Regions from separate parts of the Homo sapiens genome. Here region 2 is linked to region 1. The links are chromatin contacts, found by Hi-C or POLR2A ChIA-PET in ENCODE. All regions are on one chromosome and are shown on one strand. Each heading gives the region's core, a stretch centred on a gene start or an enhancer-like site at or near the end of the contact. The rest is flanking DNA. Distances are from core to core; before and after follow the strand shown.

The links. Hi-C counts contacts between places; a loop is a spot of excess contacts on that map. ChIA-PET counts read pairs that join two places held with the same protein, here RNA polymerase II (POLR2A). Pooled maps may share reads with other maps.
Region 2: a loop to region 1 is called in a pooled map, with 6 times the contacts of the local background. The contact joins two enhancer-like sites. A Hi-C loop is called at or near these places in 1 of 168 maps with a recorded cell type or tissue (PC-9) and 11 of 50 pooled maps. POLR2A ChIA-PET finds 5 or more read pairs at or near these places in 1 of 52 experiments (activated naive CD8-positive, alpha-beta T cell).

Annotation. Positions count from the first base shown.
Region 1 is chr3:16,307,385-16,310,965 of GRCh38, forward strand. It overlaps a transcript of OXNAD1 not described here. Among named protein-coding and RNA genes, the nearest start is that of OXNAD1, 44 kb to the left of the region's middle. Within about 2 kb of position 2,332, at least 4 of the 41 ENCODE cell types and tissues checked have a DNase peak (open chromatin) inside an H3K27ac peak, as active enhancers do.
Region 2 is chr3:17,021,167-17,025,169 of GRCh38, forward strand. All of the region lies in intron 3 of PLCL2 (phospholipase C like 2), which reads left to right. Among named protein-coding and RNA genes, the nearest start is that of PLCL2-AS1, 31 kb to the right of the region's middle. RefSeq lists enhancers at 1,864-2,083, 2,154-2,233. Within about 2 kb of position 1,970, at least 3 of the 41 ENCODE cell types and tissues checked have a DNase peak (open chromatin) inside an H3K27ac peak, as active enhancers do.

The DNA.
Region 1 (3,581 bases), core at 1,082-3,581:
GAGTGTGGTGTTAAGAAGCCTCATGAAGAAAGTGTTTCATAGAGGATGGATTGGCTAGCTGTGTCATGCTGCTAATAGGACAGGAAAGATGAGGTCTGATGAGTGATCATTGAGTGGCTATTGATTTGGCAACTGGTCCAGTCATTGGTGATCTTGATAAGACGGATGGTGGGAGTGAAAACAGTGAAATAGGTTTAGGAGTAATTGAGAGGAAATCAATTATAATGAATATAGATAATAGTTTTAAAGAAATTTACTATAAAGAGAAGAAAAAAGATGGAATGGTAGCTGGAAAGGGAAGTGGGGTCAAGAGAACATTTATTGTTCTCATTGGGTTGTTTTATTTTTTAAACTTTTTGTTTTGAAGTAATTTTAGATTTACAGAAGAGTTGCAAAGACAAGACAGGGTTCCTCTATATCCTTCATCCAGCTTTCCCAAATGTTTAACGTAGTTGTGGTATATTTATCAAAACTAGGGAATGAACAGTACAGCTAAATTGGTACAGTACTATTAAAGCACAGTTTGTTCTGTTTTTTTAAGAGGAGTGAAATAACAGCCTGATTGTATGAAAAACCATGGAAGAGTAATTCAGTGGGACTCAGTTAGGGAAGTGACACCTTCTTCTAGAGGATGATGTCATTTATTGAGCATCTGCTATGTGCGGTCACTGAGCTAGACATTGAAGATAGGAACGTATAAGACAAAGGTTATCTTAGGAGCAAGTTAAATACTTTGGGAAACTATTTTTTTGTAAGTCTAAGTGATAAAGGTATCTTCTGGAAATAACTGAGTAACACATTGAGAACATTTCGACAAAATTGAAAGTGGAAATGCTCTGGGGCAACATATTTTTTTGCACCTATCACTGTTTGAAAGAGAAGCTATAGCAAATGGATGACTGGGTGAGTCACTGGAATGATGGATCTTAGGGGCCCAGGGGTAGCAGAGTGGGAAAGGCTGCACCCATGCTCTGGAGGGTAGGAGGATTGTTATATGGGACTCACAGCACAAACACGTGTGGATGCAGTGATTGTCAAATGATCCAAGGGCATGTCTTGTTGCTCCTATTTTTTTTTTCCTGTCTGAATGGAAAACAGCAATTTCCTCCATTCCTGGTTATTGCAGATGATCTGATAATTTAACCTGAGAGCCGTTATTTCATCTTATTTTATTTTAAAACTCAAAAGAAGTATACTGTTCTCATCTTAAACAGTGAGATGTCTGGTCTTTAATATTACTCTTTCTTAACATACAATAAGCTAGCAGTGTGGTGATGACATGTAGATACCTCCTAATGTGCCATAAAATCAAGGCATGCATTTTAAAATGTTTCGTGCCCAGAAATCCAAACTTTTATAGTTGTTGAGCAGCCATCTTCATATGGTCTGTTCTGAATTCTTAAAACCTGCAGGAGCTCATCAGCCTAACCTGGCCCCTTCCAGCTCATCCCCATGTCCTATTTTGCTATATTTGAGCATAACAAGATTTTATCTCTTCCTTTTTAAAAATTAATTACCTAATAAATATGACCAAAAATTGTTAAATAATTTTTTAATTACCTAATAAATGTGACCACAAATATTAAATAAAATTATATAGATTAAAATGCTGACGTTCTCTTCTCCCCCATCCTATTCCCTTGCCTAGAAGGAACTTCTGTATAAAAAACTTGCTGGGTATCCTTTTAGAAATTTTATGGTATATTAATCTTGTATACATATACAACTGTGGGTACCTATACAACTATGTCTCTCTTTCTTTTAATACACTTCAAATTCTTGCTATATACCATAATATACTTAACCATATCTCCATGATGGACATTTAAATTGTTTGGAGTTTTTGGCTATTACAAGCAATATTGCAGTAAACCTGTTTGTATAATTTTTCTGCACATACTCCTGTAGAATTACTAGAAGTGCCATTTCTGAATAAAAAATTGACTAGTATTACCAAGTTACCCTATAAAATGCCTAATCAGTTTATATTCTAACAGGGTATGAAAGTGCCCATTTCTAGCCAACATTAGATACCCTCAGTCTCATACTTAAGTATTTTTTTTCCCCTAATCAGTTAGATGAAAGGTGATTTTTTTAACTAACAATTTTCTGATTGAATTTTCTGATTGTTCCGTAGGCCTGTCTGTCTTTTCCCCTAATCAGTTAGATGAAAGGTGATTTTTTTAACTAACAATTTTCTGATTGAATTTTCTGATTGTTCCGTAGGCCTGTCTGTCTTAGAGACTATAGAAGCCCAGAGAGAAGAAACAAAAAATGAGGCAGATTGGTTGGCTGTGTGGGATGGTGGGAGGAACATGACACCAGGCTTCAAGAGACCTAAATCATGCCCATTCTACAACTTGTTTCCTGTGTGACTCATTCCACCTCTCTCTGAAACCTGCTTTCCTTATCTGTCGCTGTGGGTAGGACTATGCAATTTAAAATTGCTTTCAGCTTTACCTTTCTATAATTTCATGATAGAAAAATGGGCCTTAGAGATCAAGGTTGACTGTACTGAGAGATGTCTAAGGAGTATCTTAACTCTCTTCAAATATTTGATTGATTCTTGGGATGACTATTGTTTGTATCTCTGGGGTTGACAGAATAAGAAGACATTGTCTTGGACTGAAGCAAGGGAAAAGTTTGGTTTGATACAGGGGACTTTTGGACTATACTGCTGATTAAATTCTGGAGTCAGGGCTCAAGAGAAATAGTGGAATTACCGTTAGTAAGAAATAAAACTGACATTTGCCCATTGGGGCTTAAGGTGTACTTGACTGAGACAGGGACTGGATTGATAGTTCCCCAGGTTCATAAAAAGGAAGTGTTTTAGACAGTTATTAACTTACGCATTTTGTGGACCTAGAAACTGGTAAGTTTGCTAGTTGTTCTTTCTTCTAAGTTGATTCTCTTGTTTTTTTTTCATTGAACAATCAACAAGATAGGAGGTACCCAGGACTGAAGGTTCATGAAATCAGAGGTCCATTATAGGAAGCATTTTAATGCTCACCCTAATAAGTGAAATATATTTCTTACTATCTTTAAGCCTTTATATTATTTAGAGGCCACAGAAAAATCCAAATCCAAACTGAACTTAATGACTAGTGAGCAACACATTTAAATACACAAGTTTTACCACATTAAAGGATGAAAAGCCAGTCAGCAACATGGGATCATGTTTTAAAACTGTCTCTGGATGAATGAATATCTCTACTCTTTCTTCAAGACCCAGTCCCTACAGTTGACAACCAGGGTGGTTCTCCACCAATTCCTGGCTCAGGGCTTTGCTGGAATTGCCAACATTACCATTAGAAATCATTTGGGGCTGGGCGCGGTGACTCACGCCTGTAATCTCAGCACTTTGGGAGGCCAAGGTGGGCAAATCACCTGAGGTCGGGAGTTCAAGACCAGCCTGACCAACATGGAGAAACACTGTCTTTACTAATAATGTAAAAATTAGCCGGGCGTGGTGGTGCATGCCTGTAATCCCAGCTACTCGGCAGGCTGAGGCAAGAGAATTGCTTGAACCTGGGAGGTGGAGGTTGTGGTGAGCCGAAATTGTGCCATTGCACTCCAGCCTG
Region 2 (4,003 bases), core at 720-3,219, 710 kb after region 1:
AAGGAAGGGAGGGTGGAAGGGAGTTTTGGGAAAGGTAGATGCATCCTACAGAGTGATGATTTGAAACCCAAAGGCTGTTGTTTAATCTGATGACTGGAGAGGTCCAGCCAATGTTTCCAAAATCAGTTTCTCTGAAATCATCAAAACCATTGATGAGCCATTTTGTAATGGTTCAAGTTACCAAGCCAGTGGAAGTGAAAATAAATGTTTAAACGATACAGTGTGCTGGTAACATCACATGTATTATCAGATGAGAAGTACCAGGCCACCACACAGTGATCGGGAGCTGGGAGATTGAGAAACCTTTGGGAGATTGTGCTTCAAGCATGTAAGTGGTGGTAATTGTAAGATTTTCCTTCTGATCCAGTTTTCTAGCTTAACATGTCTCCACAGAAACCACTGAGGAACACATATTCTTAAAGTATTCTTACACACACACACACACACACACACACACACACACACCCCAGATACTAAGCAAGGAACAGTTGAGGAAAGAGTAGCACTTTAGGGGATGGCAGTCTGCTTGAAAGAGACTTAATCACATAGCATCACAGAGCAGCTTTTATCCATTAAGTTGGATATCCATCTCTAAACTCTCTGGGAGGATGACTTTAATAGATTTCAACATGTTGTCAGATGATGTCCTCAGACAAGAAATGATAAATGCTATTAAGCAAGCTACTATGTCATCTGACATACTAACAGTCTGATTTAAAATTGCAAAGTAAGCAAGGAAACAAGAGCTGGGGTGCCATCCAGCCCTATTGGTGAATGAGAAATGGGACCCGGCTGTTAGCATCACTTCAGTTCCTGGGTAGATTTCATTTGAGCCATCACCACCTAGAGAACTGTTAGGGGGCAGTGGTTTAGGGCCATGTATTTGATAGGGTCTCCATGGTTTTACTTTTCTGTTTAGAGCATTTTTATTGTTTTTTAAAGGGGCAAAGGCAGATTGCTAATTTTTCAAACACTTTAGTTCCCTGAATCTGGTAGAAAATATGAATATATCTGAAACCCAAAGCTCAAGAAAAGTTAGGGAACTTCTTTGTAAACCTATGCTTTACGCAAAAGAATACTACTACATTTTTTATAAAACTAAGATATTCGAAGTACTGTAGTCTTTTTTCTTCCTATGCAAAAGTAGAGGAGTTACTTCCTATGTTCCCATCAAATTCCACATCGAATATTGGATTTTGCTCCTGTATAATTTCTTCAAGGCTTATTTTTGATACTTTTTCGATAGTTTCTCTGTGTTTCTGCAGTGGCTGAAGGTGCCTCCTAAGTTCTTTGCTAAGTTCTTCTCTCTGTCAAGGACCCTTACAGGAAATTTAAAAAAAAGAAAGAAAGAAAGAAAAGGATTTTATGTATCTTTAAAATTCTGTTAGTGCTCTGGAGATAATATACACAGTTCTTTTGGTCAACTGGCAGTTTCCAAAGCTGCGAGGAAGCACTTAGCTTCCTTATCCCCATTTATTCAGTAAACTTTTTGTCATTACTAGACTTTGAATAAATAAACTTTAATTGAGTGGAGGAGGCAATGCTGGCTGACTTCTCATTTCTGTGGCCCTAATTCTAGTTGAGCCTTTAATCACCTTATGCTGTATGGCAGAGTTTGAGTTCAAGCTTCATACTCATCCCAGGTGAAAAAGAAAATGTAACTTTCTTACCTCTCTTATGAGGGAGGTAGATGTCCCTGGATTTTAATTCTGTTGGTAAACTTCATCTATTGCATTCATTACGTTATTCGTTTTGGACTGTAAATGCTAAGCTCTTTAGGTAAAATGCTCAGTCTCTCTGACTTTCTCTCTTTCCCCCTCTTCCTTCACAAAGTGGCCAGTGGTTGCTTGGAGAGGGTGTGGTTGCAAACCCTTCTTTTTGTGTTCTTGGCAAAGAATGTCTAAACATCTAAAGCCACCATCCTCTCCTCCACTTTCTATTCACCTCGAGGTGGGTACATAGTGGGGGGATTTCCCAGCTCCAACATGAGTCACTCAATACTGCAAGAGGCGTTATTTCCTCCTCTCTGTTCTCTCGTCAAGAAAGCTGCAAGAGCCAGCTCCTTTCCTCCTGCCTCAGAGCTGCAATTCCCTTGGCTCAACCTTTGTATTTGGAAGGAAGTCTCCTCCACCTTAGGGGATAACACTCTGTGATCTACGGGTTGTTTCCCCATGATATGGTTTGGCTGTGTCCCCACCCAAATCTCAACTTGAATTGTATCTCCCAGAATTCCCCCGTGTTGTGGGAGGGACCCAGGGGGAGGTAGTTGAATCATGGGGGCCAGTCTTTCCTGTGCTATTCTTGTGATAGTGAATAAGTCTCATGAAACCTGATGGGTTTATCAGGGATTTCCACTTTGCTTCTTTCTTATTCTCTCTTGCCACCACCATGTAAGAAATGCCTTTCACCTTCTGCCATGATTGTGAGACCTCCCCAGCCATGTGGAACTGTAAGTCATATTAATCCTCCTTTTATTCCCAGTCTCGGGTATGTCTTTATCAGCAGCATGAAAACAGACTAATACACTCGATATGTTGAAATAATTTAGAACATAGTTTGATAAATCCTGATTTTCAAGTCTATCATTTTGGTGGGAACCTGAGCAAAAATCTAATTTGACCTTTAAAACTGACAAATGTCTCTGTGTTCATAAGATAGTTGCTCCTCATCCAAGCTCTGAAACTTGTCCTTTGAATAGGTGGAAAGCTCCAGGGAAAACATGATTCATTAACTATGGCAGCATCTGTGAAAAGAAATAACTTATTGACACCATCCCCATCACACTTGTGAGACTGTTGAAGCCACCCAGCCTGCAGCCTTTCCCTCTCTGCTGCAGTTCATCCTCTGGTTTGCCTTAAAGACATTCTTCCTGAAATATCTCCCAGAGAAAGGCCTAGGTATTTCTGGGAGGGTCCAAGAGGTAGAGTTAGAAGTATGATGTGATAACTTTAAGAACTAAGCCAGCTGGAAGGATTATATTGTGATCATCAAGAACAGTGGAGCCAAATTGCTCTGTTACCTTGACTATTTTTGTTAGGTGAATAACATTTTTTCGTAGAGCATCCTGGAAAAGTGGCATCCCTTTGGTGTGTTGAGATTGATGAAGAATTTGAGTTAAGCCTAATAATTGCCAAGAGAGAGAAAAAGGAGGGTGAAGTGTGAGAGGAATATCTTTAAGAACATACACTTCATGTCTATTTTCTTCTAGCAATTGAATCTTTCCAGCATCAAGATTTTTTATTTACTGTTGAAACGTGCATCAAACACTACTGGCAATAGTATAAAGCCCTTTTTAAAAAAAGTTTTTATAGCATCTAGGATCTGTGCAGTATCTTAAATTGTGTAATTATTTTTGTAGTATGCACAGAATAGTATTGTCTCTACATTCAGTTTTGTGGATTGTGATTGTCCTCTTTGTGGAAATTCAAACAGAAAAGCAATGATCAAAGAAACAAAGAGCTTAATTGGCTTTCCATGTGTGGTAATTTGTATGTCTTTATGCAGTTTGTGAGTTCCAAATCTTTTCAGATTGACGAAAATGAAGACTAGCTGACCTAGAACATGTGACTCATAGCTCATTAATGCATTCAGCCTCCTTCTCCCTTTGAGCTGGGAGCCTCCTGCTCCCTATTACTTGGGACCCAGAGGAGACCCATGTTGCTCCTTGATCCTTCAATCTGTGCTGTGGGCACAGAGGCGGCTGTGCCAGCTTGTGCTGGCTACTTTGAAAGAAAAACAGATGTGTTCATCTTCATCCATATGTTTATGGAGACTAGTGATAGAAACCTGGGCGCTTCATGAGTGTGGGCCCCGTTTGAAACCCCAAGTACTCCTTGAGCCACACCCTATTGGAGGGCACGGGATATACACCTTTACTGTTGAATTTAATTAGTTGTCCTAATGGTGGCAACTTCTGACCAGGTAGGATGATGTGAAGCCTGTCGTGGTTGTTCACTGCACCTGTGAATGAAGATGGAACATATTCAGGTTAGAGTTTAGAAAG